Regions from separate parts of the Mus musculus genome. Here region 1 is linked to region 2. A link is a loop called in an ENCODE intact Hi-C map of the cell type or tissue named here. Cell type or tissue: left cerebral cortex. All regions are shown on one strand. Links, peaks and the distances in the headings refer to the core of each region. The heading gives the core; the rest is flanking DNA.

Region 1 (11,171 bases), core at 1,448-9,447, 64 kb before region 2:
CCTCCCCCCTCCTCTTCTTTCTTTCTTTGTTTTTGTTCTTCAAAACGAAGTTCTCAGTGTGACAGTCTGGATGTCCTGGAACTCACTTTAAGGACCAGGTTGGCCTTGAAATCACAGAGTACCACCTGCCTCTGCCTCCGGAGTGCTGGGATTAAATGTGTGTATCGGTCTCGCTTGCCTCTTACTGCTACATTCACAGTCTTCCTAACATACCCAGTGGAACTATGGGCAGGGCCTAGACTTCATTGCTTGGGAGACACAGGATCAGAAGAAAAGGAACTGGAAGAAAGGAGGAAATGGAGATGGGAAAAAGAGGAAGAGATGGAAGAAGAGGAGGAGGAGGAGGAAGAAGAACAGAAGGAGAAAGAGGAGGGAGAGGAAGAGGAAGAGGAAGAGGAGGAGGTGGAAGAGGACAACGGAGGAACGGGTGAGTAGGAAGAAAAGGGAAAGCTGGGTAACCTGAGAGGGAACAGGGAATGTTCTTGATGATGAGAGGCAGATGACAGAACATGACAGCACTTCCTAGCTGGGGACTGACCTGGCAAGGACTCACCAAGACAGGAGGCTGAGATAGCCCCTTAGAACTAAGCCAAGAGACGGCCTTCCTTGGTCAGTGCGGTGTCTAGGATAGAAGGCTTTCCACGAAGGGTCACTTCAACTTTGAGCCCCATCTAGGTCTAATGAGCAACATCTTTCAGTGGACAGTAACTGTCTTGAGAGGTGACACTGAGAGCCAGGGAGGTGCAGAGGCAGTGACAGCTCTTCACTGATTACTGCTGTCTTGCTATATAGGGGCAGCCACATTCTGCGAACAGCCAAAGCGCAGAGACGGCTAGACTAGAAACGTGGGAGAAAAGTGTGTGCTTTTACAGTCTTTTCAGGACTGGGGGCTAGGCTGATGGCTGTTAGGAACACCGTCTGTTCTTCTGACATTCCATGAAATGTAATTGTGATTGAGATATTTTGCACCTTTGCCAACCCATTCTCCCTTTCCTAGGAAGCCAGGCAGGCCGTATGTTGTAATGATTCTGGGGGTTTGCTACAGCCCCTTTACTACCTTTAAATATCTATTAGGATTCCTACCCCAAATCAGATCATTTAGTTCCCAAATAAAGGACGCAGAGACCTTTAGATTTAGGATAAGCGTTGGAGCATTAGAGCTGGGCAGATATCAACCCTCTATGCTATTCTGCTTCCCTGTGGTGACCCCTGAGATACAACTTGCCATGCTCCACCTAGGCCACTGCTACTCTATCAGCCATGTGCTCACAGTCTACCTACCCCATGGCAACCTTCCCTCCTTCTCTCTGGCTCTCTCCTCATGGTCTTTGACTTAGACCCCAAGCCTGGGAACCTTTGCCACCCTCTTCTCTTCTTCCCAGCCCAGGCTGTAGACATCTTTTTCTTTTTCTTAATTTATTTATGAGTGCACTGTAGCTGTCCTCAGACAAACCCGAAGAGGGCATCAAATCCCATTACAGATGGTTGTGAGCCACCATGTGGTTGCTGGGAAATGAACTCAGGATCTCTGGAAGAGCAGTCAGTGCTCTTAACCACTGAGCCATCTCTCCAGGCCCCTGTAGACATCTTTTTTTTAATCAACCAGAGATAACTTGGTGGGCAAGGTTTACATAGCATCATTTGATGTACATGAGGGTCTCCTGGTTAGGGAAACCAGATCTTAGGGGCCAAGTATTTAGTATTTGAAAACGTAGCTGCACCAGACCAACCCCCTACTGTCATACTCTTAGGAAATAAGTAACAACACACTGAATATATAGTTAAGACTCTCAAGTGTGGCTTCTTGGTAGACTATTTGCTAAATATGTGAGGTCCTGGATTTAATCCTCAGCACCAAAACCAGAAGATATATAGATGGATGGATGGATGGATGGATGGATGGATGGATGGATGGATGGATGGGACAGACAGACAAACAGATAGATACTGCTCAAATGGGTGATATTGGTAGTGAATGCACTGGAAACATGAAAGGCAAAGGTGAAGTCAAAGTGGTCTACATACATCAAAGAAAACTTCAGGAAGAACTAGAGTAGAGGAACCTCTTTCTACACAGTATCCTTGCTTACAGGGGTCCACTCTGGATCTTCTTCAGCCACACTTTAGCACAAGAGTAAGAGATCTCTGAGAAAATGCCTGTCCTGTCTTCTGGGCCATGCTTTATGTAGTAGGACCCCTAATTTCTGTAGACATTCTAAGCTCATTTCTAGAGTATGCACATGATCTTCACTGGGGCATCCACAGCCAGGGGAAAGACTGCAGTAACAGATATGAATCAGGGTGGATGTTGATGTAGTTGTGTGTTCTATAATCCCAGCTACTCCACAGGCTAAGTAATGGGAGGCTTCCTAAATCTAAGGCCAAGACCAGCTGGGACAATATAATAAGACCCATGAAGAATAAGGAAGAAAAGCCCAGTGGTACAGGGTTGGCTAAATGTTGGGGACTGACTCTTTTTACACTACTTCTCTCTTCTGCTATAGAGGAAGAACCCTAAATTAGAGCTCAGCCTTCCTGAAGATTACAAAGATGCCAGTTATGGGGTGTTATGAAGCAACAGCATCACAAAAAACGTATTAGTCGCCGGGCAGTGGTGGCACATGCCTTTAATCCCAGCACTTGGGAGGCAGAGGCAGGCAGATTTCTGAGTTCGAGGCCAGCCTCGACTACAAAGTGAGTTCCAGGACAGACAGGGCTGCACAGAGAAACCCTGTCTTGAAAAACCAACCAACCAAACAAACAAACCAAACCCCCAAAACCAAAACCAAAAAAAAAAAAAAAAAAAAAAAAAAACCCAAACAACAACAACAACAACAAAAAACCAAACAAACCAAGAAAACCAACAAAAACCCAAAACATATTAGTCAAAGGAGTAGGACAGAACAAATCTTTTTTTTTTTTAATGTTGTTATACATTAAAGTATTTAGACATTGGTAACACTGACTTAAATTTGTACTTCTGTTCTCAACCTGTCTTCGGTATGCTCCCCATCGTGGTATGGGCTTCAAATTAAACCCATCACTGGTTGTCCACTCCCAGAGACTCATGTGTTTGGGGCACTATTAGGGGTTGTGGCCTTAGAGTAGGCGTGCCCTTGTTGGAGGAAGTGTCAGTGTTGAGGCTGGCTTTGAAGTCTCATATATACTGAAGCTACTCTCAGTGCTGACTCAGTCCCCTTTTGCTGCCTATGAATCAAGATGTAGAACTCTAGCTCCTTCTCCAGCGCCAAGTCTGCCTGGATGCAGTCATGCATCCCACAGTGATGATATTGGACTAAACCTCTAAAACTGTAAGCCAGTTTCCTGTTAAATGTTAATTATGTTAGGCATAAATGTTAACATAATTATGTTAAAAATAAATGTTAATTATGTTAAAAATTATGTTAAATGTTGTCCTTTATAAGAGTTGCCATGGTCTAGGTATCTCTTCATAGCAATAAAACTGTAAGACAGAAGTTGGAACCAGGGGCTGGGTATTGTTCTGATAGGCCTGAATATGTTTGTTTGAAGAAATGCAGATTGGGGACTTTGGATTAGGAAACACTAGAATGCTTAAGTTGGACTTAACGGGCCAGACTAGTGGGAACATGGAAGCCAGTGGTGCTGACAGTGATTTCGACTGTGGGGGCCTGGTTCAAAGTTTAAGAGAATATTTTTAGTTTGTTGCCTAAAGACTTTTCTCATGATAATTTGGTGAAGAATGTGGCTGCTTTTTGCCCTTGTCTGAACAGTCCATCTAAGACTAAGGTGAAGAGATTTAGATTAATTGCATTGGCAAAAGATATCTCAAAACAGCCTAAAATAGATTCTGTATTATGGTTTACTCTCATGAAGAGCATTTTAATCAAACATTCCAAGCTGAGAAAGGAAAAATACAAAATATATGGTTCAACGATTAAAGGGGCACTAGAAAGTGGTATGGAGCTAAATATTGTGTTCAGGGAGATAATAGATTAAAGATTTAAGTGGCATTAAAGGGAGTGGGGCCTCTGGGCAAGATCCCACCCAGCTAAGCTTCTATCTTGTGAAAAGAATTAAAGAAAAGTTTAGGTCCAGGCATGGTGGTACATACCTTTAATCCAGCACTAAGGAAACAGAGGCATGAAAATCTCTGAGTTCAAGGCCAATATGGTCCAAACTGCCAAGTTCCATGACATCCAAGCTCAGGCAGTAAAGGAAACAATCAAAACCAGAAAGCTAGTGAAGATATAACTGAATAAGGGGGCCATGTTCAAGCCCCAGGCACCAGCAGAACTTGGCAGCTTTGTTTACATAGGTCTTTGGTGACAGGTACATTATCAAAAAGCACATTTTCAAAGGACTTTTTTCTGAGGATTAATTTTCAACTGTTTAAAATATTCAACAAACCAAACCCATCGGTCGTGGTACACACCTTGGGAGGCAAAGGTAGGGAGATCTCTTGAGTTCGAGGCCAGCCTGGTCTACATTGTGAGTTCCGGGACAGCTACAGCTACAGAGAAATGGTATCTCAAAAATCCCCAAACCAAACCAAACCAAACCAAACCAAACCAAACCAAACCAAACCTAGCTAAACCAAAAATAAAACAAAAACAAACCAACAAAAAAGAAACCATGTCATAGATAGATGCTGTCATTTAGTCATTGTTTTTCTGCTTATAAAACATAAACACAGGCAGTATAGATTTAACTGTTAAGGGCCCTAGGATCTTTGGAATGGTAAATGAGTTCTGGCTTTAAAGTCAGCAGCCATATTAGCTACTAGTAAGAGTAGTCTATCCTTTGAAGTTAGGCACTGTTTTCTCTGGTATCAAAATTCAAGCTGACATCTTCCAGTATAACAGTGTCCCATTTACATTTATAATTACTGACATGCAAAAGAGATCAGTAGAAGGCTAAGTAGATGGTGTAAATGTGGAAGTCTCTAAGAATGCTGGAGGTAGAGGGTGGGAGGCAGGGATGTTGTGCAGAGTAGTGTCTCCCAGCATTCATGAGTTACCTGGGTTTGATCTCTAACACTACACAGAAGGAAAAATTTCAGCCTTTATGTTCCAAAGAGAGAAAACATTATCAAAGAAAAAAGGCCCCAGAATATTGCCAAAATCTATAAAAACACATGCCAGCCAAACAGAATGAATCCACACTAGTTATAGTAACTCTTGTGAAGTCTCAAGTGAGATAGAAAAAGGGAAGTGTGATGAGGAAATGATATCTGTTTATAAACCCAAGAGTTCAGAGATAAAGAAAACAGAAACAATAGACAGAAAGGATTACATATAGAGTACAGGACTGGGGATAGTTCATTGTTCAATGTTGGCCTAGCATGTCTAAGACCCTCGGTTTGATCCTGAACTCCCTGCAACCCCCAAAAGAAAAAGGGAACCAATAAAACTCTTAAAAATACCTTGGTAAACATTCTAAGAAAGAGAGTAGAAAATATATTTTTTTAAAGGTTTATTTATGTATGTGAATCCACTGTTGCTGTCTTCAGACACACCAGAAGAGGGCATCAGATCTCATTATAGATGCTGTGGACCACCGCATGGTTGCTGGGAATTGAACTCAATCTCTGAAAGAGCAGTTAGTCCTCTAAACTGCTGAACCATCTCTCTAGCCCGGAAAGTATTTTTTAATACTCAAATTTTAATGAGCTCAAATTTTAAGTCCTCTGTCTTTCATGTTACAGTTAAAGCATAATATCTAAAGTTGGTAAAACTCAGAAGCTTAAAGGTTAAAAAGAGAAATGGTTGTGGTGGCGCATGCCTCGTTCCAGAACTTGGGGCGGCAGAGGTTGGTGGGTCTACAGACTAAGTTTCTGGAAAGTCAGGAAAAAAACCAAACCAAACCAAACCAAACCTAACCTAACCCAAATGCAAACCAAACCACCACCAAGAACCACAAAACAAAAAATCTATAGAAAAATAAAGCTACCAGGTGTTGGCACACAACGTTAATCTCAGCACAGGAGGCAGAGGCTTGGTAGAACTCTGAGTTTGAGGCCTGCCTATGCAGTGGGTTCAGAGTAGCCAGGGAATCAAATCACCACCACCACAAAACCTTGGCGATCACTGATCTGTATGGGATGGTGTTGGTGAATCATTTCAGGCTTGGAAGTAGCCTTGTGGGCCAGGAAGGCTGAACCACTTGTTACAGCCTTTCATGCTGTTTCTTGTTCCTCACATGGGCTGTAGTTCTTCAATGAAAGCAAACGCAACAAAACAGATGAGAAAGATACAATTAGTAAATAAGAGAATATCTATGTGGCTTCCCCAAAATACATTGTATGAAAATATATTTCACACATTTTCAATCCTCAATTGAGCCCTTAGAAAATAGAGACAAAATAAAATAGCATGGCATGAGACAAGTTTGTAAAACATGTGCTTCTATTAAAAGCCTTTAATACTGCCACCTTGTGGTGGCAAAATAACTATGGAAGAAAAAAATATACAAAACACTTGCAGGATCTAAAACTTAAAACTGCTTTCTGCTGTGTACTGACGCATGCCTTATAATCCCAGCAGTAGGGAAGCAGAGGAAGGAGGACTGCTTTGAAGGTAGAGACCAACTTGGTCTACATAGTGAGTCCCAGGCCAACATAGAGAAACCCAGTCTAAGAAAAACATCAAAACCAAATAAAATCATAAAATCTAATATAATGACCCTGTTCACCACAATACGTGTTTCTATTTAAACATTAAATGTCTTTCAAAAACTTGTTTAACCTTTAATTTAAGTCCCATTTCTCCACTTCTGTTCACTCCTCCCACTTTCCTGTCCAATATCAAGCTTATGGCAAGTGATCTACCATTAAGCTCTTCAGTTTCCAACAGCAGCATTTTAAAATCGAAGCATAAACCGTGCTGTAAATGTAGCACATGATGGGGCTGGATTGACAAAAGAGTGATGCAAGTTCATGCTATTGGGTGAAGCCATGTCTCGAAAAGCAACAACAAATAATACAATCAACTCCTCACTTTTTAGATGTAATTCTATGAATTTTACAAGGAAATTCTGTCCACTCTCCCTCAAGGTCCGTATGGGCCTCCCCACTGCACACCTGCTGCTCAGTGCTTTTCAGTTTGGACCTGACTTCCTACAGTCTGCACAACCTTTCCTGAAGTGCACTCATGTCCTACCTTGTATCCCTTTCTTCTTGCAGGAGAGTGCTAGTCTGTTACATTGATGCACCAATCGAATGAACTGATTCCAGTTTGGACCAACTGTGGATAACAAAGCTCCAAGTATTCAAGTACAGGCCTTTTATGTGGCTAAAGTCCTCACTTCACTTGAGCAACTATGTAGGGGTGGGACTGTTTGATTGCAAAGTAAAGTGCACATATAACATCCCTAGACACTGCAATACTTTCAAACAAGTTGAATGTAGTATCCCATTAGGCATCCTTAGCAGCAAGCCACTTCAATGACAAGAGTATCGAAACATTTTTGGACATATTTCTTGTGATTAAAGATGCTGAACATCTTCTACAATACATGAAAGATTTTCTGCTTATGTTTTTTTCCCTATGAAGTTGTCTGCAATGTGTGGGTAATTTTAAACTTGTTTTCTAGTTGAGTTTATACATTGAGATTTCACTGATTTTCTACAGAAGCATTTAAAGTGTTCTCTAATTTAATTCGGAATATGAAGTTAGCCCTTGCACATAGTCTGAACACTTTCATCACTTCTATATGACACCCTGCAGAAATGGCTTGTTTGAACTGCTCTAAGTTAAGAAAGCACAGGAGATGCTTTCCAAGGGCCACTGGGTTCCAGTGATGAAAATGATCAGCTGGAGCTCCCAAGTGTCATGTAAACAGTTCTGCGGTGGCACTTTAGAGCTAGGATAAGGCTTAATACTGAACCAGCTTATAAAGAAAAATGTTGACATGGCACCACACAACAGGACAAACTGGATCTGGAACTTTGAGATAAAACTTGCTGACCTCCCCAAGACCCCATGTGTTGTAGGTCACCCCATTTCATTATTTCAACTTCACAATGCTATACTCAGGCAAACTCTTAATGACCAACTGCTCTAAAAGCTTCCCCAGTGTTCTTGTCTTCAGTCTTATCTCACAACCAAATTGACAAATTTACTTAAAGAACCAAAGTGAAGATATTCCTTAAGATTCCCAAACCACACCTCCAAAACCCTTGTGTTGCTCAGCCTGGCTCCTTCTCAATATTCTTGCTGTGTTTAGTCCTCACTTTCCTTGGAGACTTTCTGACTCTCTCCACTTCTGGGATCTATCCTTTCCTCCCTCATATAGTCACTCATTTAAAGAGTATGTGAAGGGCTGAGGATGCGGTTAGTTAAGTGATAGAGCACTTGTTAGCGAGTGGAAAGCCCCAGGATTGCTTTGTACCCCAAAGAAGCAAATAAGTAACGAAAGAATCCCCCCCCAAGAATATTTTATGTCCTTGTCAATAGCTACATGATTCTTACTATTATCAGCAATATATAAACCCCACCTCCTCACCTTATCCTTGAGAAAGGATCTCATTTTGTAGTTCTGGCTGTCCAAGAACTCAGCCTACAGACCAGACTGACCTTCAAATTAGAAATCTGCCTGCCTCTACTTGGATTTAATCTGCTGGACTTAAAGGTTTGCATAGTCAAAAGAAATTCTGTAAGACTTACTTCCTACTTGTGGGCACTGAATCTAGGGCCTTGTGTATATTAAGCAGTGCTCTAATCACTTAAGTACAACAATGTTATGTTTTTCTTCTTCTAAAACCTGTGCTAGAGTATGAGAGCTTTTATAAAGATCTTGTAGAAGTGTACAGTAAAGGCTGGGTATGACAGAGCACACCTGTAATCCTAACACTTGGGAGGTGAAGGAAGATTTTGGATTTGAGACCATTCTGGGTCATAAAGCAAGACCTTTTCTAAAAAACAAAAAAACAAACCTGGGACCCCCCCCCCCCACGCCCCAAAGAGGTGGTATATTTAAGTGGCTATAGAGGCAGAGGTCAGGGTCATGTTGATCACCTGTCCAGACAAACTTGTAATTATGTGGTCAATCAGCACCATCAACCAGTTTCATAGTAAATCATTACTCACCTTTATGATTTGGGTTCTTTGTGCATAATCTATGACAATTGAAAATTATTTCAATAAATAACACTTCAAAAGAGCTATACTATTAATCTTAGAAGACACAGGTTCTGCTTCAGAGTATATAAACTGGTATTTGTAAAACACATGAGGACCCAAATCGATATCCTGTGGATGCCAGACATCCAGATTGGACGTGGAGAAAAGGAACAAGCTTTCCTCTATGAAGGAGTAATGTTTCTCTCCTTCCTACAGAAAGGCCCTAGATTTGAAGTAGTGAGGGAAATTTTAAAAATTCAAGTTGAAAAGACTTTTAGGTAGTCATGTGAGAAGTTGCATCATTATCACACACTTTTATTGAGTGCCCACAGAATTCAGGCACGTTCATGTTTACAGAGCGTTGCTGATATGCTGACCTTGCCCTTAAGGAGCTTACAATCTAGCAGGAGAAAGACAAGAAACGCAGGTGTGAAAGCAATGAGTGAACAGACACTACAGACTGAAAAAATCACCATCAACACAAAACACGTATTGCAAAATGAGCGTTAATGGGGATGGCAAGGATGGGAGATAGCCTTAGCTATATTCCTGACTTCCTGAAGGTCATAGGTTTAAAATATTCAAGGGACAAGAGTTGAGAAAAACCAGGATACAAATGAGATAAGTTCTCCCTTACTCCCTGCTTCCAGGGGACACAAGGACTACAGGAATAGTGATAAGACAAAGTTTGCAGTACTCTTAGCACCTCTAGCCACAGTGGATTCAGATCAGAACAAAGCTACTATTTAGATAACAATCCTCCACTAGTTCAATGGAGAATCAAAGTTATTTCTGTACCAGCTCTATTACATATATAATGCCTCAGGTTAAATGTTTAAGATGGCCAGAGGCAGCACTGTGTTAAAGAGCAGTAGGCCAGCAATGGGAATACAGATGTGGCAGAACTGCAGCAGTTACACCTGCAGTACTGGGAGGTACTAGATTTGTTGAAGACTTCACCTGTTTACAAAGGCAGCACATTGGCAAACCTAAGGGGAAATGGCTAGAGGTAGAAGCTATTCAGAATACCTGATAGCTGTGTTTCATGCAGGGTTGACCAGAGATAAAACCCTTAATACTGTGGGAGAGGTTATCTAGAACATCCCATCAATTATGAGTCAGATTATGGAAAGTTTCCACATTTCTTTGGAAAAAGACACTCTTAAGTCAGAGAGTTAGTATTACGGTATGCTTAAACAATAAAAAGGCAGGCTGGGGATGTAGCTCAGTGGTGTTTAGCATGCTAGCACACACACTCACACACACGATAAAAAGGCAGGTATATACTAATGAGAAAGGGCTTCGAGGAATGGAGAGGGACACTGAGGGGATTATCTGGAAGGCAAATAACCAGATTGAGTTTACCATAAAAACATGTAGATTATTAGCTATTCCAAATAGTTGTTTCAAATTAGAGTAAAAAGCAGATTGGAGGAAACATTGGGTAAAATTAGCAACTATAGTCAAGAGTTCATTTGCTACTGCTGTTGTATGTCTCCCAAGCCTTTACACATTGAGTTATTAAGGGTGACAACTTATCTATCAGTTTTAAAGGTGGAACATCTGGACATGATAAGGTTAGACAAGGTCACTAGATTTTCCATGGTCATTAGAGCCCCTTGAAGCAAGGTTTGTGGGGTAAGAAGACATCAGGTAAAAGAACACTAATATACACACTATCGCACCACCTCTTGTCATATGATATACGTGATCACCAGAGGACAGCCATCACTAGATGCAGCCCCTGACCCTGGATCCAACTCGAACCTCTTTAAAATTTACTCTGTATGGGGTATTCAATTACTACAAGAAAGTCAAAATCAGTCCAACAGAGCTATCCAGAGCAGAAGTCAAATACAGTTAAGGAAAAATAGGATAGAAAAGGTCAGTTCTTAATATTTTAGTGTGTAAGTAATGGGGGCACACTTGTGGAGGTCAGAGGGCAACCTTCAAGAATCAGTTCTCTCCTTCTACCATGTGGATTCCAGGGATCCAACTTGCATCAGGCTTGTTGTTGGATAAAATAAACCTGTGAGCCATCTTGTGAGGCCCCAAATATCTTTACAAATA
Region 2 (11,171 bases), core at 1,962-9,961:
AGGAACTGAACCAGAATGAGGACAACCAAGTCCTCTTAACCACTGAGTCGCTGCTCCTGCCTCAGCAAACATTTTGAATTCACACAGGTTAGTAGCCAGAATGACTCTTATGTCATAGACATTTGCTGGTAATATGAGCAGCTTGACTAGTGAAAATGTTAAACTCTATACGTGCTTCTAAGTATGTGCCACCATGCCATGGCCAGCTCTGTTGTATTTTGTAGGTGCCGCTCAATATTCTCACAGCACTGTCTAGCAGACGGAGTCTTCCTGAACGCTGACTTTACCAAATCTAAATGGAAAGCAGGTAAGTTTTTAGTGTTAGAAGTTCATAAATGATACAAAATTCCAAAACTCTCTGTGCAGAAAGCAATAGTAATGCCTCACCTATAAAATATGCTAGTAGTGCATTAGGCTGAGAAAAATTAAAGATAATAGGATATAGTATTAAAAATAAAGACTTTGATACACACCTGAGATAAAAATCAATCTCTTGACTGTTAAGTCAGAAGCACAAATTTCTTTTTAATTTTCAAAATTGAGATGAATTAAAAGTTAAACATAACTGAAATAGGTGCTCATTCAAGACTGCTCCTGCCTCTGACCAACACTAAACCAGAAAGCCATCAAATCAGCAATGCATGTCAAATTTTTATTATGCACTCTCATTCAGTATAGGCCTCAAGTAAATGTCCACTACCCCAGAAAACACTGAAAATATTTTAGTAACCAACAACCTCTGTCAGGAATAGCTATCCATGGAGCTGGAGAGATGGCTCAACAACTAAAGGCATTAGTTGCTTTTCCAGGACCCTCATGATGGCTTATAACCACTTTTAAACCCAGATCCAGGGAATATGACACTGTCCTCTAGCCCCAGCAAACAACAGGCACACATGCACTACACAGACATACATGCAGGCAAAATATCCATACACATAAAATAAAAATGCTAAAAAAAAAAACCCCATCAAAACAAAAAACCCAAACAACTATATTAAGGGTGTAGTGGTAGTGAGGAATGTCCTTAATCCTAGCACTTCAAAGGTAGAGGCAGGCAGATCTCTGTGGGTTCAAGGCCAGTTTGATCTATACAACAAATTCCAGGTTAGCTAGGGCTACACTGTGAGATCCTGTCTAAAAATAAAAAACACCCAAAAGGAAATGATTATATTAGAAAGCACAAGAACTTGGGCTCAACTGCCCCCCAAAACTAAACCAAAACAAGTATCCACATATGCATTTTTCCTAAAGCTGTTTCATTCTTTCAAAACTACTCATACATTCTTCCCAACAGTGCATATTCATTTGGCATACTAGTAAACTGTGAAAATTATCAATGAAGCAATTCTGAAGTCAGATGTCTTAAAAACTAGAAAAGCTGATAGGAAGCTAAAACAATAATTTAAATCCCAGTACTATTTCTCTCAGAGGTCTCATATTGTCTCACGCATGAGCTATTATTTGAAGAATTAGACAGTAGTTATTTTAAGCACAGTAAGTATGTTCCAAGATTTGTGGTGAGAGAGGTCAGTCTCTAAAGTTATAAGACTTACTAGCTTAGCAATGTTTTTCACTTTGAGCCAACAAAGCTGGTTCCCAAACACAAAACAGCACAGCACCTTTATTAAACCTGTCCAACCTGACTTCATATTTTATACTCAAAATTATGTGGTATTTTAATACTCATACTTAGCATAAGTTGTTTTCACAAGACCTAATTACTTTCTAATATATTTTACATTCTATTTGAACCAGCAAACTTTTAGAATGTTTTTATAAAACCTTTGAAAGTTTACTAGAATGCTACAAAAGAATCCGTCTCTCCTACCAAACTTAGAAACAGATGATCTTAATTTGCTTTGCTTACTCCTGACAAATCTCATTGGCAATTTGGTTACTACCATTTCCTATGTTGTACTATATGACCTTTTTTATGTTAGTGCCTTCAAATTAGCACTGGACAATCCTCTACCACACTACAGGGAAGAAGCCAAACTTTGATGAACATTATCTGGTAACTCCTTAAACAATATTTCAGATAAATATTCACAAACACTTCCTTTGACTTCTGTCTTTCAAAATAAAAAAAAAAAAACCATGACTATTTTTTGAAGTTGGATTGATAGACTGAAAAGTACTAATGAATATTAAATAGAAATCTAGAATCATAAAATTATGACTTCAGAACGGTCACATCATTGTGCCCAATTGCCCTCTAATAGGCAATTCATTGACTCTTTTATGTGCAAAGTTTTATACATATACACACAGAAACAAACAAACAAACAAACACACAGGAAAAACCACACACACAGCTAACAGCAAATACGGAAGCAAGAGATTCAATCATACTGAATCCTATTAAGAGTCCTCTCTCCCCAATAAAAAAGATAAATTATATTGAGTTGTCAGGCATCTCACTAACCTACTAATGGCCACAGCATTCATAAAGCAGATGTTGTGCACTGTCATCTTTGTAGATGAAAAGAATCCTAAGACTTAAACGATTCTTCCAGGTCATACTCAAAGTTAGAGATCAGGTAAAATGAAATTAAACTGGCAGATTTTGTCCTCATTTTAACCAACCTCTTCCCCACATGTTACAGTTACCTAACTCTACATGCAGCTGTAATATTTACACATTTGCTGTCTAATAAGGTAGCGACCATCCACACGACACCATTACTCACCTAGAAGAGAACTGGGCTAAACAGAGAAATAACCTAATGGTAAAATACAAACTGGACTTTGAAAAGTTAGTAAGAAAGGAATCATGTCATGTGAAATATTTCATTTTTAAAGCTGGATTAAATGTTAAAATGGCCTTTAGGATATACTAGGCTAACTCTCGCTGTACAGCAATAGAACTGCCTCCTCCAAAACGTAAATATTAAGACTCAAAAAAAGCAGTATTTTATTATCTGTTACATTTCACATACATTACATATGTAACACAATGCAGTAACTATATCATGTTATATAATGTGTGTGTATATATATAAAATGTATATGCATATATGTATACATACATATTACATACATAACCCAATGCAGTTAGCTATCTGAAGGGGAAGAAAATGTACTAACAGGCTTTGGAAAGATTCAGGCATATAAGTGACAAATAGACTGCCTAGAAGTAATACAAGATGCTTCTGTCTTATTACAAGTACTCATCATCTTTAGAAGCTTTTGTTTTCTTTTGTGGTATTGGGGATCAAACCCAAGGCATCCTACATACTATGATTTACCACTGAACAAGACCCACTTATGTGATCTTGAGTAAGTCACAGAAATAAGATAATTTTTATTTAGTCATGTTATATTTATAGATAGAAAATTAAAATATTCTAATTTCCAATGCACCTACATGAATTCAGTCATTAGTAGTGGCTACAGATATGATCTCAAAATACATCTAATATGCATTTATAGATAATTTAAAATCACCTATCATAGTAGCCAGGTTGATTCAGTATTAATTTATTAGTCTATAGTGGCAAGAAATACAGAGTAAGGGTAAATTACATTTTTGTTTGTTTTTTGTTTTTAAGATAACTTAAAACAGGGTGGTGGCACATGCTTGCAATCCCACAACTAGAGAGAGGGAAGCAGGGATAATGCCAGTAAAAGATAGTGTTCAGGAGGATGAGGGAGAGAGGTTGAGAGTGCAAGGCTCTCCTAGGCTACAAGTACATAATGAGACCTTGTCCAAAAGAAAAGAACAAGAGGGGTGGAAAGGGAGAAAGTAAGTCTGGCAACCCTATAAAAAGTTAGATGCAAAGTTCCAGTATTACCTAGCATTCTAGGTTTGTAGCCAAAAGAAGTAAGACTGTTACACAAGAATGTGTACATAAATGCTTATAGCAATAAGATGTGACCGATAACAAGGGTTAACCATGGTTCTATGAAGATAAACACATAAACACAATGTGCTATAACTATATGCAACAATATTAGTCAGACCTAAGAAAGAAACGTTCTTGTTACAGCATGGATGAATCTTCAAGTCAGGTAGCCACAAAGTATCCTAAAATGTACATTCCATTTACATGAAGCACTCAGAATAGGCAATCAAAACAAACATTGCTTTGGGTTGGAGTAGCTGAGAAAGAGAATCATTGCTAATGACATATATCAGGAGTTCTTCAAAGAGTAGAAAATATTCTAAGATTTGACTTAGGTGCTGATTGTGCAACCATTTAAACACATTACAAACCACTTTATATGGGTGAATTATATAGTATATGAATCACATTTCAAGGAACCTGTTAAAAATTGGTAGCAAAAAAAAATTAGAGATTGTTTGGTTACCTGATGTTTTTCTAAAATTTCTAACTTTGGAGTATTTATCAAATTTATATTCCCTAACTTGTGATTTTTCCCATTCTAGATATTCATATTAGTAAAAATAAATAGGTATTTTTCAACAAGTAAATTTAATGACAACTATGAACTATACATTTAAAAAGTTGGCTTTTGTTACATGTAAATTACTCCAATAAAGAGATTAAATTTGGGAGCTGAAGAAATGGTTCAGTTCTAAGCACTCACATGGCAGCTCCCAGCTGGAAGCAACTCCACTTCCAAAGGATGGGCTCCCTGGCCACAGGGCACACACATGATGCACATACACACACATCCAGACAAAACACCCCTATACACAAATCTAAAAAAAAATTTTTTTTTTTAAATTTCTTCCACTATAAAAAATGATCACAAAGATAAGCATCCTTAACTTTCAAACAATCTCTAAATAGCAACACACACCCTGGGACATACAGTTCTTCTAACGACTGCAATAAGCTAAAAGAGGATAAACTACATTAAAAGACTGACTGGCATTGGGAAAAGTCAACAAAAGTTGCCATCTCTATCCCGAAAATGCTCAAATTCAGGAACCGACCACAGCAGTCTGAAGAAGTTACCAGAACATAAAAGGGGATAAGAAGCTAAAAGCTTGACTTTTTTTTTAAATTCCCTATATTAAAAAAAAAAGTCACAATGGAAAGAAACTGTGTGCTTAATACATCGAACCTTGGAAGCAACTGTGTCTATGACAACGAAGCCTTCTTCCCCCCTTTAAAATAATACGTGATGGTGTCAGTCCATAGCCTACCGGATTCCTCACTGCCACCACCACCAGGAGGTGGAGAGAAAGGATACCGAGAAGACTAGGGGATGACAGCTTTGTATAACCCTTTGGACTTTTCTATGTAAGAATGCAAACTGGTGGTCTCTTCTCAGAGAGGAGTAAAAAGATCTGTGGACAAGCTCAAATAAGGCGGTGGAGGCAGGTGATCTTTTGACTGGAAAGGGACACATCGTGAGCCACATCTTTGAATCAGCTAGGACCAAACTGAAACCCAGGCCGCTGGAAGGCACTGCTTAGCATCACCAGGACCGCCTCTCGCGGCGGGGGTGGCTTTTTTTTCTTTCTTTCTTTCTTTCTTTCTTTCTTTTTCTCCAGCGGAGAAGTTGACTCCTGTAGTTTGGACATTGAAGTAAAACCAGAGTCGGGGCGATTAGGAAAACCTGCATGTGGAGGCGTCTCGGGCCCGGAGAAGTTCCGAGGTCGCCGCTCGCTCCCCCATCGCCCTCCACCCGCGACGCTTGGCGTCGGGGGCTCGAGCAGAGCCTGAGCTTCCGCCGCTGCGGGGCCTCCGCCGCGGCTGATATGCCCGCCGCCCTCACCCGTGTCTGGCCGGCTCGACAGGACAGGCCTAGGCCGCACCCGGCGGGCCCCGGCGCTGTCGCCGGCGGAGGCGGAGCAGGCCCGGCACAAACTTCCCGGCGCGGCGCCCGCGTCACGGCCGCTCGCCCGCCCGCCCAGCGCCATGCCGGCCGCCGCGCCCGCCCGACTCCGTACGCACCCCGCGTCCCGCCGGGGGCCGGAGGCCGCGGACCCCACTGTACCTCCAAGTCACGGCCTTTGTTCTTAAAATTCTTGAGCCGTTGGTTGTCCAATTTCTCGTTGTCCGCCATGGCCGGGCCGGCGACTCTCCCCACCCGCCCGGGCCCCGCGGGATCCGCCCCAACCACCGCGCCGCACAGACGCTCCCAGGAAGCCGGCCGCCGCCTGCGTCGCCCGCCCGTCCGCTCGCTTCCTCTCGCCCGCCGGGCCTCCGCTTCCTGGCTGGCCTCTCCTGCCCTGAGCTCGGGTACCACAGCAGCTCTGGCGAAGACGACTGCGGGGCCAGCGGCGGCGGCGGCAACGGCGGCGGAATGTGCTGCCGGCTGAGAGGGGGAGGCAGCCTCGATCTGAGGGCCCGGCTTTACGGCCACGCCCATCGCCGCCAACCCGGTCCGCCGATTGGCCGGCCGGGCTCCGGAGTGCTTAGCCAATCAAAAGGGACGATGGAGAGCGGGGGACGGAAGAGCGAAAGGAAAGGGGAAGGGAGAGTCTGGGGCAGGAAAGGGACGGGGCGCAGGAGCTTGGGAGGGGAGGGGTCACGCGCGGAGGGAGAAACCCGAGGCAGCCGAAGAGCAGCAGATCCGGGAGCGGGCGGGGATGGGCAGGGTGTAGTGGTCCTGGTTATGGTGGGATGATTCCCGGGGTGGCTTTAGATGTTGGGGTTCTGAACTTCGTTCTTTTCTCCCCCGGTGTTACTTGAGCGCTTCATTCACTTTGGAAGGCAAAGAGGTGTGTCTAAGCTACATGTGAAGTCCTAAACCCTGAGTCCTGTTCTGGGAACTGCGAACCAACCTAGGACCCGGCATCGTGGCTAGGACTGACTACGGTGATGTGCATTCTGAAAACTGAAGGGAAAGCTAGAGGGACCCGGTAGGAAAAGGAAGGTAGAAGGTTCGCAACAGGTAGAAACTTGAGAAAAATTGGTCCTTCCCTAATACCCCCATTTTGAGCAGTTTCTCTTGGGAAATTAAACTGCTTGATCACAAAGTATTAATTTATAGAGAATGACGACTATGAGCCATGACATAGCAAATGCAACATTGTGACTCTTGATAAAGGAAGTTAATCCCAAAGAAACCTCTTAACCAGGAACATTGTAACCAAAGGCGGATGTAAAACAGGTACAAAAGAGCCTCTCAAATTTTTCAGAATCGCTCCGGGCCGGTGACTCGGTTTGTAATCGTAGCTACTGGGCAAGAGGAGGAGCTGTTAAAGTAGCCCAAGAGCAAGGCCAGCCAGAGCAAGAGTCCAAAGCCACTTCGAGCAGTTTAGTGACACTTCCCCTCTTCTCTTGCGGGTTCATCTCAAGATAAATTAATAATAATAATAATAATAATAATAATAATAATAATAGAAATACAACTCATTGGAAGAAGCTAATTATGCTGGAGGCCCTAGGCTCAGAAAAGAGAGTGAGGACATGTTTTCAAAACTATATTTAAGCTGAGCATAGTGATCCACACGTTAAATCTAGCAAAGGCAGGTGGAGATGAGTTTGAGGCCAGCTGAGCTACATCATAATACCCTGTCTAAAAACAAACAAATGTGTGTGTTCATTTATCAATTATTAGTTCCCCAAATTGTGTGGTTTTTGTGAAGCAGTGGCAGTTCAGAGTCAGAAGGAAGAGGAAAGCTAAATGTGTCTGAACTTGGCAAAAAACTCTATTACAAAACCCTTTGGGAACATTTGGCTTCTGGTTCTTTCTGGTATATTTTGTTTGGGCAGAACCACATGCAGAAATGAATGTTTAGGATGCGAATATTTTATAAACCCCTTATATAAAGTCAAAGGAGGATGCTTTTGTAAGGTATAATACAAAGACAATGGGTTCAACAAGATAAAGGATTGAGTTCTTTTGGGAATGGGGGATAAAGAGAACTGCAGGATAGGAGCCTCTTGAAGATAACTTATAATGGAATGGTGGGAACAACCCTTTAGATACAAAGTAATGCCTTCCAAATAAGTCTTTGGTATTTTGTATACTTTCTGCTGGGCTTGGCGAACAAGCATTTTGGAAGTAATTCACACTGAGGGTTAACTTGAATGTAAGTTGAATTCAGAACTTAAAATTCAGATGAAGTTCATTATGTGTGTGTGGCATGTCGGCATATTCAGGTATACACATCTTTGTGCAAATGAGGACAAAACAAGATATCCTACATTGTTATTGCGCTCCACCTTATGGCCCGAGACAAGGTTTCTCACTGAATCAAAAGCTCACCATCGAAGATGTGCTTGCTGCCTTGTCTGCTTACCACCTCCTCCCAGTGCTGGGATCTCAGGCATACACACCTGCACTGGCTTTGCTGGGGAACCAACTCAGGTTCCCATACTTGGAGACTCTCTCCCTCATATAGTTTTATTCTCCAAAGATTGATTTAGTTGAGGTGATACTGAATTTACACGCTAGAGCACTAGTATATTTTAAAATATGACTAAGCCAGTTATAGTTGTGTATTCTACAATCCCAGAGCACTAGTATATTTTAAAATATGACTAAGCCAGTTATAGTTGTGTATTCTACAATCCCAGACTTATGGAACTTGGGCAGTAAGCTTCAGAATTCTGAAGCCAGTCCAGATACACTGAGAGACACTGTGTCCTAAAGCAAATCCATGAGATCTAAATGTGGCAAACCGTGCCTGTAATGTCAGCACTTGGAAATATGAGTCTGAATTCTATGTGAGACTAGGCTACAGAGCTAGAACCTGTCTCAAAAATAAAATGAAACAAAGGAAGGGTGGATTTAGGATAAGAACATTTTGGTGTAAGGATGGAGAGAGGGAGGGAGAGAGAGGAGGATTTTTTGTCTTAAGGGTTTGTGATTATGTGATCAAAATGAGAATGGCACATAGTATTATTAAGTAAAGGAAAGAAGGAGTTTTATACATTGCTAGATCTTTCTAAAATATAATTTGTGTTTGTTACAGTTGGGCTGATTCAGGAGAGAAAAATATTGAATCATAGCCAGTCACTATAGTTTGTGTATACTATGTCAAATGTTCATGTATTGAACCTTGGTTACCTGTCTTAGAGGAATTTTCCTAAGAAAGGATGAAGAGAGTTCTTGTGAGACCCTTTGATACCTCACAAGAGAGAGTTATAAAAAAGGACAAGCCTGGCTACCCGATCTTGTTTGATTGCCTGTCTAATTACAAGATCTTCCTCTCACATCTCCATGATCCTATCTGCCATAGAGGGGAGGGAAGCTTACCAGAGTCACTATAGTGCTATTTGAAGAGCTCCAAAACTATGAGATCTCTTTACTTTAGGAAGTAGCCAGACTAAAATATTTTGTTACAGTAACAGAAATTGGGTTAATACAGTAGCATCTTGTATTTTCTCAGGGTGTGTGAGGGGGATTAGGAGTGGGTTGACCAGGCATGGGGGACTTCGTGTCTTTTTATTCTCAGAAGCTTCTAACTTATGGCTTGGGGCGTCTGAAGAAAATGACTATTTATTTTGAAATTGATGTTAATTCAATTGAGGGAGGACAAACACCTAGGTTTTTGTTTGTTTGTTGACCTAGCATTGCATTGCATGCAGTCCGGACTGACCTCCATCTTTTTATGGAGACAAAACTGGACTTGAACTCCTGGTTCCCCTGCTTCTGCTTCTCCAGTGCTGCCCATTGCTTGTATACTCCTCCACACCAGGGTCGTTTATTTCTCAAAATTAGTTTCGACTATTTAATCAAAGGGAAACATTGAATTGAATTAGGCTCAACCCTCATCCTAATACCCTCCCACTTCAGACAAGTTCCCTGCCCTGATTTTTAAAACTTTTTAAAAGACAGTAGGTTGCAAAGGTTTCTATAATCATAATAACAATGTTACCAGATACTGAGTTTCTACAATCTAGGTCTGGGTAATTTGTTTATGTGAGATATTTTATTATTATTTGTGTGTTTACTCTTATAGCACTAATCCAATACAATATGACAGGTTTGTTTGTTTTTGTTTTTTTTTTTTTTAAAGACAGGTTCTTACTATGTAACTAAGGTTTGCCTGTAATTTGTAATCTTGTTTCACATTCCCAAGTGCTAGGATTATTCCCCCCTCCCCACCCCATGTCTTTATAAGACAGCCTTCTAACCCTCTGTTTAGGGTCCCTCAGGCTAGATTAAGCTGGCCTCTGGCTTGCTGTATAGCCAAGAGTAGCCTTGCGTTCTTAATTCTCCTGCCTCCACCTCTCTAGTGCTTAGATTGTCGGAGTAAGTCACCACACCTAGCTTTATAAATGCATTGACTTCTTACAACGATCCTATAAAATAATTGTATTCACTTTACAAATATAAGATTGAACGGAAGAGAGGTGCAGGAATTGATTGAAGTCAAACAATGAATGTTAGAGCAGGCATCTGAACCAATCCTGGTATCAGAGCCACCTGGGAAAGACATGAATGTGTGCACTCATGGTGCACTTTGAAGGGAGGTATTACTTCCACTTTCTGTATGAGAAGCCTAAGGTTTAGTGTGCCTAAGAAGTCTGCCAAGCCTCACACCACTACTAAGTGCTGATTCTGGGCCTGTTTAGCTCTGAACACCACACTCCTGGTAGATGAACCAGCAGTCACTCTGTCTTTGAATGTAGTAGCTCAGGTGGACCTCTCAATTCTAGCGCTGAAAAGTAGGCGAGAAAGCTGCTCAAAGCACAAGTCCATCAGAATCCCCTAGGAGCATAAATGCCGTGTTGGTAAGTCCTTTCCATGTTTTCTGTTTTAGAAAGTCTGAACTCCTGAATAAAAGCAGGGGTCCTGCCTCCCGGGGCAACTCTGAGATCTACAAGATCTGGCATGACAACCATTTTAAAGATTGTTTCAATCTTAACAACAACAAACAATTAACTAAGGGCGACACACCATGGTGATGGCTCATGTGCCATGCAAAATAATGTATAGGCACACCATGGTTACACATCTCTAACTCAAAAAAAAAAATGTAGACAAACCATGCTGTGAGGACTGAAATCTCCAACTTAGTATAAACCAGTTTGGTATTGCTGGATGGATTTTTGTTGTGTTTTTCTGCACTTATTTCTGCATCTGTTCTTTTGAGTTTCCTCAAATGGTGATCTCTTTGTATCTTCTCCACAAGGATTGGCTCCACAGGCCTATTTAAGTGTACTTTGCTCTTCTTAGTACAAATCTTATGCACTTGGCATGTACCGCTTTCCTATCTTGTTGGAGGCTCAGGGCTACTCACTTCTGGTCAATTGAGACAAATGAAGAGGACATGTCTTCATTACTGTTCTGCT

Evidence for each region. Peaks named below come from ENCODE experiments on the same cell type or tissue, not always from the same donor. Only the 100,000 strongest peaks of a DNase experiment are listed, where the experiment ranks them.
Region 1: a loop joins it to region 2, with 5 times the contacts of the local background. A loop is called at or near these places in 3 of 42 quality-filtered maps.

What each region holds. Positions count from the first base shown.
Region 1 is chr3:69,057,758-69,068,928 of GRCm38, forward strand. It overlaps 9630025h16rik (a long non-coding RNA gene), which reads left to right and starts at 3,105. Exons shown (of 2, transcript XR_867356.3): 1 at 3,105-3,311; 2 at 7,163-7,493. In left cerebral cortex, for the core only: CTCF peaks have their summits at 5,491 (motif pointing right) and 6,414 (motif pointing left); a DNase peak (open chromatin) is centred at 6,415.
Region 2 is chr3:69,120,816-69,131,986 of GRCm38, forward strand. Kpna4 (karyopherin (importin) alpha 4) reads right to left here and starts at 6,277. Exons shown (of 17, transcript NM_008467.4): 1 at 5,917-6,277. The coding sequence starts at 5,985. Gm1647 (predicted gene 1647) reads left to right here and starts at 10,418. Exons shown (of 3, transcript NR_126533.1): 1 at 10,418-10,610. In left cerebral cortex, for the core only: a CTCF peak has its summit at 5,131; DNase peaks (open chromatin) are centred at 5,301, 5,809 and 6,319; H3K4me3 peaks cover 3,059 bases; H3K27ac peaks cover 2,009 bases.